2 separate regions of the Mus musculus genome follow, and region 2 is linked to region 1. Evidence: chromatin contacts called from ENCODE Hi-C or POLR2A ChIA-PET data. All regions are on one chromosome and are shown on one strand. Each heading gives the region's core, a stretch centred on a gene start or an enhancer-like site at or near the end of the contact. The rest is flanking DNA. Distances are from core to core; before and after follow the strand shown.

What was found. Hi-C counts contacts between places; a loop is a spot of excess contacts on that map. ChIA-PET counts read pairs that join two places held with the same protein, here RNA polymerase II (POLR2A).
Region 2: a loop to region 1 is called in a map of heart, with 4 times the contacts of the local background. The contact joins the promoter of Trpm4 here to the promoter of Ppfia3 in region 1. A Hi-C loop is called at or near these places in 3 of 37 maps with a recorded cell type or tissue (all heart). POLR2A ChIA-PET finds 5 or more read pairs at or near these places in 4 of 5 experiments (Patski and embryonic stem cell).

The regions. Positions count from the first base shown.
Region 1 is chr7:45,365,287-45,369,039 of GRCm38, forward strand. Ppfia3 (protein tyrosine phosphatase, receptor type, f polypeptide (PTPRF), interacting protein (liprin), alpha 3) reads right to left here and starts at 1,733. Exons shown (of 30, transcript NM_029741.2): 1 at 1,373-1,733. It overlaps Lin7b (lin-7 homolog B (C. elegans)), which reads right to left. Exons shown (of 6, transcript NM_011698.1): 5 at 3,018-3,181; 6 at 2,605-2,712. The coding sequence ends at 2,691. It overlaps Mtag2 (metastasis associated gene 2), which reads left to right and starts at 875. Exons shown (of 2, transcript NR_015480.2): 1 at 875-988; 2 at 2,090-2,662.
Region 2 is chr7:45,331,264-45,335,107 of GRCm38, forward strand. Trpm4 (transient receptor potential cation channel, subfamily M, member 4) reads right to left here and starts at 2,517. Exons shown (of 25, transcript NM_175130.4): 1 at 2,424-2,517; 2 at 2,119-2,189. The coding sequence starts at 2,447.

The DNA.
Region 1 (3,753 bases), core at 483-2,982:
ATATTACCATATGGGTCTCTAGAGGCAATGAGATGCCAGAAATATCCAGCTTTGGGGGAGAGGAGACTCTGCAAGTCTAGCACCTGAGATGATAGAGCAGATGATAAGTGCTCGTTAAAGCCATGGGAGATGTGAAGTTGAGGCCACCAAGACATGAAGATGGGAGTGGAATGCAGAGCCAAGGTCCAGACTTTTGAATCTACCTAGGGGTGAAGAAACTTAGAGCCTGACTGTTTGGTGGGAGTGTAAGCCTGGGTGGGTGGTCTGATGGACAGGACACTCACCACTGTCAGAGATTCTGGGTCCCTGAGATGAGTGTTTGTTCAGGTGGAGGTTATAAGATGGGGGTGAGACACTTAGATCTCCAAGGGGGAGTGAGGACAGAAGCAGAGGAATTGCATTCCAGGTCTTTGAAAAGAAGTCATGGCGCCTGAGTCTATAAGGCAGCAAGCAGGTGCTGGTGTACCAAGAGGCTGGTCATATTTGTCTGCGGAGGGCAGGGGGGAGCTGTTAAAGTAGGTGCTAAGTGGGGAGGTGGGGGCAAAGGCTAGGAAACTGGATTCCCCGGGTGCTGAATAAGGTGACAGTGATTAGTCAGGGCCAGCAGATATATGGACACTAACAGCTTTTCAGAACCAGGTGGGAGCGGGAGGCTCCATGCCAAGGTTTCTAAGTGGCCTGGGCAGGGACATTCACAAGCTCTATGTAAGTGAAGCAGCTAGAGTCCCAGAAAGCTAGAGTGCCTAAAGATGGGCCTGAGAGCCCTGCGGCCCATCTGGGAGGGGGGCGCCGGGGAACCCCAGGTCAAAGGCGCGGTGAGGGGGAGGAATCCCCACACCACCTGCACCCCCCTCCTCCCTAGCGGCCGTGGAAGGAGATGGGGGAGGCGAGGCTACCGAGAGCTGACCATGGACAGCTCCGGCGCGGGCCTGTGTCCAGGGCGAGCCGGCCTGGACCGAGGAACGTCTCCGGTTGATTCAACCAGAAGGTGGGGGACGCAAATGGGGGAACGATTTGGACGCAATGGAGGAAGCCCCACAGCGGTGACCAGGGTCTGGAGCTCCCAGGACTGGGCCCAGAGGATGGATCTAGACTGAGGGATCCCCTGGGCTGAGCTGAGGGATCCAGGCTTCTGGGCCCTGGAGGAGGCACAAGGAGGTAGCCCGCCTGAGATACTAGGGTTCGGCGGGGCACTCTCAGCTCCGGGAAGGGACACGCCTGGGTCTCTTGGGTTGGCTTGTGAAATCTGGACTCTGGGTTCCCTTGGGATGAAGATGGGAATGTAGGATTTCGGGCAAGCTGGTCGGAAACGCTAGCCCAGGGGTCCCCAGGGTGGGCGCTGCCGGGCAAGCTGGGCCGGGCTCTTACCTACCTGGTCCGCGACGACTGCGGGAGGAGCTGGGCTGCAGGAGGGACGCGGGGTGGGGTAGGGGCACCGGGCGGGGCCCCTGGCGGCGGCCGGGGCCCGGATCTGGAGCTCTGGAACCCTGTCTACGCCGCTAGCGCGGGCTCAGCGTCTCTTGCTCCGGCTCCAGCGCTGGGGACCCCCCTCCCCCTCACGGTCTCACAGCCTTCTTACTCCCTAAAATAGCCCCCTGCCCTTGTCACCGTACAGCCTCCCCCCGCGAGGCCGCAGTCGCCAGATCCAGGGGTGCCCACCAGCGCCCCCCCAAATCCCACCTTCTCCCCCCCCAAAAAATTCTCCTCCCTCCCCCTCCCCCCCCACAGATCCCGGGCGGTCGTGGCCCCTTTAACAGAAGACTGACGGACGGTGCTGAATGGCCAATGAGAATTGGCCTCCGTGCCGGCCGGCGACCAGACCCCGCCTCCACATCGGGAGGGAGGGGCCGCGCGGGCGGAGAGCTGGGGGCGGGACTCATGGTGCAGCGACCAATAGGCATGCAGCGTGCGGCGGCCTGGGAGGGAGGCGGAGCCCGGCAGAGGATGATGTCACCTGAATCTAGTAGCGCGCAGCATGGAACGCGAGTCGCGACCCCGGGTCCCCACGGCGGCGCGCGTCTCACGGGACACGAGGGTTGGGCGGCGGGATAGGAATTCAACATTCAAGGTGGGATTTTTTTTTTTTAAGACAAGGGCGGCTCCCGGAAGGATGTGCTCGGTTGGAAGGTGAGGCAAGTGGACGACGGGTGGCGAGTGCGTGTTACTCTGCACCCCTGCGCCCGTCTAGGGTACTGCATGCGCCCCACCAACCCGACTCCTACGCAGACGGTGGCACGGCCCGCAAGGGTTCCCCCAGTGGATGGTTCGCTCCGCCCCGCCTACAGAGGCAATGATCAGGCGGCTTCTGCTGGTTTCAAGACTCCCGCGTCCGACTCACTGGAGACCTTGCCAGGCCTTGGCCTTCCGAACCTCTTAAGGGTTGGGGGCAGTGGTCTTTAGTGGTGCTCCCTGGCGCTCACATAGACGCAGCCTTGGGTCGGGCTAGTCTCTGGGACACCGGCCAGCCTCCGCCTTCAGAGCTGCGCGAGCGTTGTCTATCATGGTACACAGACTGGAATGAGCTTGTTCTTAACCTCAGCTTCACTGTCCTCCTCCCCCACAGAGACTATTCCAGGATGCGCGACAGACACACAAGACACTCGGTGAGGGTTAAAGATCTTTAAATAAGGAGCCAGTGACAATAAATAATACTGTACAGGGGAGGAGAAGGAGGGTCCTGGTCTGTGATTTCAGCCTCGAGACTCCAAGGACCTGTGAGGGTGTAGAGAGGGGAGTTTTAGACACAGGGTAGGTTCAGGGGTGGGGTGGGGGAGGGCGCGTAAGATGTTCAATGGTGGGGTTCTGGAGACAACAGTTCAGAAAATCAGGCACAGGGCTTCTGGAGTTGGGGAGCCAGAGGGTCCCAGGGCCTTAGCTACCATGGCAGGAGTCAAAGGTCAGAAAACCCCTGGTGGAGAGCCAGAGATAAATGTTGAAGGCCGCTGTGCTCACTGGCCTGATTTGGGTATCTAAGGTTGGGGAAGGCAGCAGGGAGAGGATGGTGACTGGAGGCTCACGTGTAGCTGTGGTGCTGCTGGCGCCGACGGGCAGATCGCATCTTCTCGAAGCGGGCTTCCATCTCCTCCAGCACCCGAGGAGTGTAGCGCACCACCAGTTTCACTGAGCCCTGTGCAGCCTTCAGGAGTTCCACCGCCTTTTCATGGTGTTCGCCTTCCACACTCTGCAGGGCAGGCCTCGCACAGACTGCTGGCCCAAACCGCTGCCCTTACCACCCTACCCAGGACATGGGACCAGTGGATAGTGACACGGCTGCTGGGGTCAAGTCTCCAAGGCCTCATATCCCTCTAGTGGATCACCAACTTTAGGCACAGCACCCACAACCTAAAAACTGCATGTCAAGATAGCTTTGAGTCCCAGTGTCCTCAATGAACCAGGCCACTGAACCTGTCCCAAAAAAGTCTGTCTACACCCCCTAAGCTTATTGATCTCCTGCCCTCACTGCCCAGGGCCAGAAGCCGGGCTTTTCTGGAGAGACGACCTCCTCGGTGGTGTTTCCTTGGATTCTAATCACTGGGGTTTCAGGATGCTGACTGGCCCAGACATCAGGCAGAGCCAGCCTTTCTCCTCATCTCAGGGACCATCTCTGTTCCGAGCCAGAACCACCCCTCCACATCTTAGTTCAGAGAAGTACCCAACCTTCAACCTCCAAGCCAAATATTCCTCCTGAAAACAACTGCCATCTTCTACACTGGGCTGCTATCCTAGCTAGGCTCTCTGAAGTCCTTGAGGGTC
Region 2 (3,844 bases), core at 1,267-3,766, 33 kb before region 1:
CCGTGTGGCTGTGAGGCACAATGGCTCCATTCAAGTGTCATCTCACTGTCAGAAGGTGAGACATTCCACTGGCCACCATGGAATGCACCCCTTCTGGAAACCTTGGCCTGGTCCTTCCTCTCCTCAAAACTGTAATGCACCTCTCATGGTGTCTTTCTTTTCCCTCTGCTTCCCTCAGAGCACCCAGGATCCATGCTAGCCTCCTGGCTACCCCTCAATGACACGCTAGCCCATCAACCCCAGAGGCCGAGAGAGACAGTTAAGACACTTCAGCAGCCGCTAGCACTTGTCTTAAAGGTGTTAAGAGATGTGTGTGTGTGGGGGGGGGGTGTTGGGTGAGTGTTTTGGTTTTTAATTTTGTGGGTGAGGATTTGCCTGCATGTGTGTCTGTGTACCGTAGGTGTGCAGTGCCTGTGAAGGCCAGAAGAGGGCGTCAGATCCACTGGAATGGGAGTTACAGGTGGTTGTGAGCTGCCTGGGCAGTGCTGGGCACTGAGTGCTTGTCTATAACAGCAGCCAGAGTTACTAACCACGGGACCATCTCTACAGCCCCTGGTGGCTTTCTGGTGCTCAGGTTTCTTGGGTTTGGGTTTTTGGTCCTGGGAACGGAACCCAACACATGCTAAGTATGTGTGCTACCCCTGAATTACACCCTAAGCCCAGAGGTGTAAGAAGGAAAGAAGAGGAAGGCGAGAGAGACAGGGGGCCTTTGTATTTTCCTCACCTGCCTCCATGGATTCAATCTCCACCTATAGCTGGGACCTCAGACCCCAGTATGAATCTCACTCTTCTGCTAAGTACCAGCAGGGTCCCAATCCTCCCCTGCCCGTCTCCAAGGCCCATCATGTACACAGAAGGACCGGCACTCAGCATCCCCTTCCAAACCTGCTTCTTCTCCTGGGCTCATCATCTTGGTGATGGTCCCAATCTCTTCTCACCTTTCTGAATTCCTACCCGCCCTCACGCAGCCCCAGGAAACCACACTCGGGATGGCCTCTGAGAGCCCATGAGGTCTACCACCAACCTTCCCACTCACAACACTCTTGACAGCCTGAACTCTGCTCTACTTTCAAGCCACGCTGGGCTGTCCTTAGGGAGGACTTCGACCGAGCACTTCCAAGGCCCAGAGCCACCTTCAAAGCACCACACTGCACCATCTTTCCAATGACACCTGTAGCCCACCAGCTCCCATCTTGTCCCACTGACTTTAGTCACGCTGTCTGTGACCCTCTGCCAGACCCACCAGTAAACCAGTATCTCTGTTTATTTATACAACATTTTCCTGTCCCACACTGGTGGGACAACAGGCTCCTGATAAAGTCACACTAAGGAAATCAGGTGTCACTGCCCCAAGGCCAAAAGTCTACCCTGAGAACTGAGTTAAAGCTGGACCCCGCTAGGGAGACTAAGCATGCAGCCAAGAAGCCTATAGGGCTTGCTCCTGTCCCCTGCCACCTACAGCACAGCACAGCTTGCAGTGGCAATTGCCCTCTTCTTCTCATGGGAGTTGCAGATATTCCCGGATGTTTATTAGATGTTATTAGGTGATGGGCAGAGTTCCAGAAATGTCCCAGAGTGACCTTGTTTAGTTTGCACAGCGGCCCCAGAAGGGAGGAGCTGTTCTGTGCCCAGGTGACAAGCGCAGCCCTAGAAGGGAATTACTATCCCAAAGCTGCAGAGCTATGTAAGGCTGGCAGGGCTGTGTGGCTATGCTCGCTGAGCCGGGATGACACAGAAAGCCGAAGCAGAGACAAATGACACAAAGAGACAGAGACACAAAGACACAGAATGGATCCCCACCTAGAGGGGAATGAAGAATTCGGGGCGTGCCCTAAGCAGGGTGGCCCAAAACAAGGGCAGGGGGAGGGGTCTGTCTCAAGTGAAGGCGGGAAGGTCCTTAGTGGGCGGGGTCTGAGTGTGTTGAGCTGAGACTTCTGTGGTGGGTGGGGTGTGTCTGTGCACCAAGACCTCCTGCGGTAGGCAGTGAAGGTCAGTCTGTGGTGGGCACCCTTGTCTGCGTTGAGTGGGGCGAGTCCAGTCTATGGGGGCGGAGCCTGTCTGCAGTGGGGCAGGGCCCGCGAACCTACGCTGCCAGGTCAGCAGCCCCGAACTGCTCACCCCGCATCATCGGAGAGGTCCACTATGAACGTCGTGCACACCTTCTTCCTGAAGATCTTAGGGATCCAGCTCTGAGAACCGGAACAAGAAGGGCAGGGCAGGGAGTCGAGTCAGACCCACAGGATTCGAAGACAACCCCGCGCGCCCACGGGACACACTGGGAACTCCTCCCTCGGGCTCAGCCAGGAACCCACGCAGCTCGGTCTGGGAACTCCTGGTCCAGCCACTGCAGCATCTGACCCGGATCCCCGGAGCTGGCTCCGCCTCTGGACCCCACTCACTCCCAGCCCCACGCTGTGCGATACCTGCTCCTTCTCCGGCCCCACCATGCTGCTGCCGCAGCCCCTGAGGCTCCGTGTATTTCCTCCAGCCGCCGACCCGCCCGACCAAACCGGATCCGCAACTTCGCAGCCCAGCCCGGGGCGGGGAGTCCCGGGACACGTCACGGGAGGCGGGGAGAGGGCGGCTGCGGAGGAGGGACAAACTCTGCTGCCAAACCAGTGATGGGGTCGGTTTGGGGGACAAGAAAGACCGAGAGTTGGAAGGCAGAGCAAGCGGAGGAACGAAGGAAGCAGAGTGGGGCACACGATAGATGTCAGCCATGGGACAAACATAGATTCGGAGAGACAGAGACTGAGAGAAAGACCCAGAGAGAGAGAGACAGAAACTAAGAGAGGGACCCAGAGAAAGAAAAGGGGGCAGAGACCCAGAGAGAGAGAGAGAGAGAGAGAGAGAGAGAGAGAGAGAGAGAGAGAGAGAGAGAATATGAAGACAGCAATACAGAAAAAGAATGAGATATCCAGAGATAGTTAGAGACAGATAGAAATACAAAGTGATAGAGCAACAGAGTCCCAGATTCAGAGAGGAGAGACAGAGAGAACAGAGACACAGAGAGAACTAGAGAGAGAGACACACACACAGAGACAGAGATACAGGGAGAAAGAGAGAGACAGAGAGAGAGAAAACACACACACACAGAGGAGAGACAGAGACAAACACAGACACACACACAGAGACAGACAGACACACAGAGAGACAGGCACACACACACAGAGACAGACAGACACACACAGAGAAACAGACAGACAGACACACACACACAGAAAGAGAGAGAGAGAAGAATCAAAGAGAAGGATCAGGGAAGACACAGTAGGAGAGGAGAGGTTAGAATCCTGAGAAGAAACACGGAAGCTCAGAACAGTGACTATAATGGGGGGGGGGGGGTTGACTCATAAAGGACAAAAACTCAAAGACGGTGGATATACTGACAAGTGTGGGGTGGGTGACACTGACCAGCAGAGAAGGCAGTGACACCTGTTTGCAGCCAAGTCCCTTTGGTGGGGACAGCTGAGGCCTAGTAACCTGAGCCCCCAGCACCTCCCCCCTGTTGTATTTATAGCACTGGTCTGGTCCCCTGTCCCCAGATCTGAGTTCCAGTGAGAGGAGGTCATGGGGTGTTGGGCACAGTATTCCTTCACTGTCTTCCACAGCTTCTGCAGGACACCACTGTCACACCGAATGTCCCATTCTGCCTGCACGCTTCCCAGTGTTTACCTTGCAGGGGGCCCTCTGCTCCTGCATCCTCCTCTCCCAGAGCCCCAGGCTTTCCCAGCAAGACACTCTAAACGTTCAGCCTTTGTGCTAAAAATGCCAAACTTGAGCTTGTCACGTCCCTGCCTCCCCCCCCCCGCCCCCGCCATGAAGACCCCTCCACCACCCAGTCCTG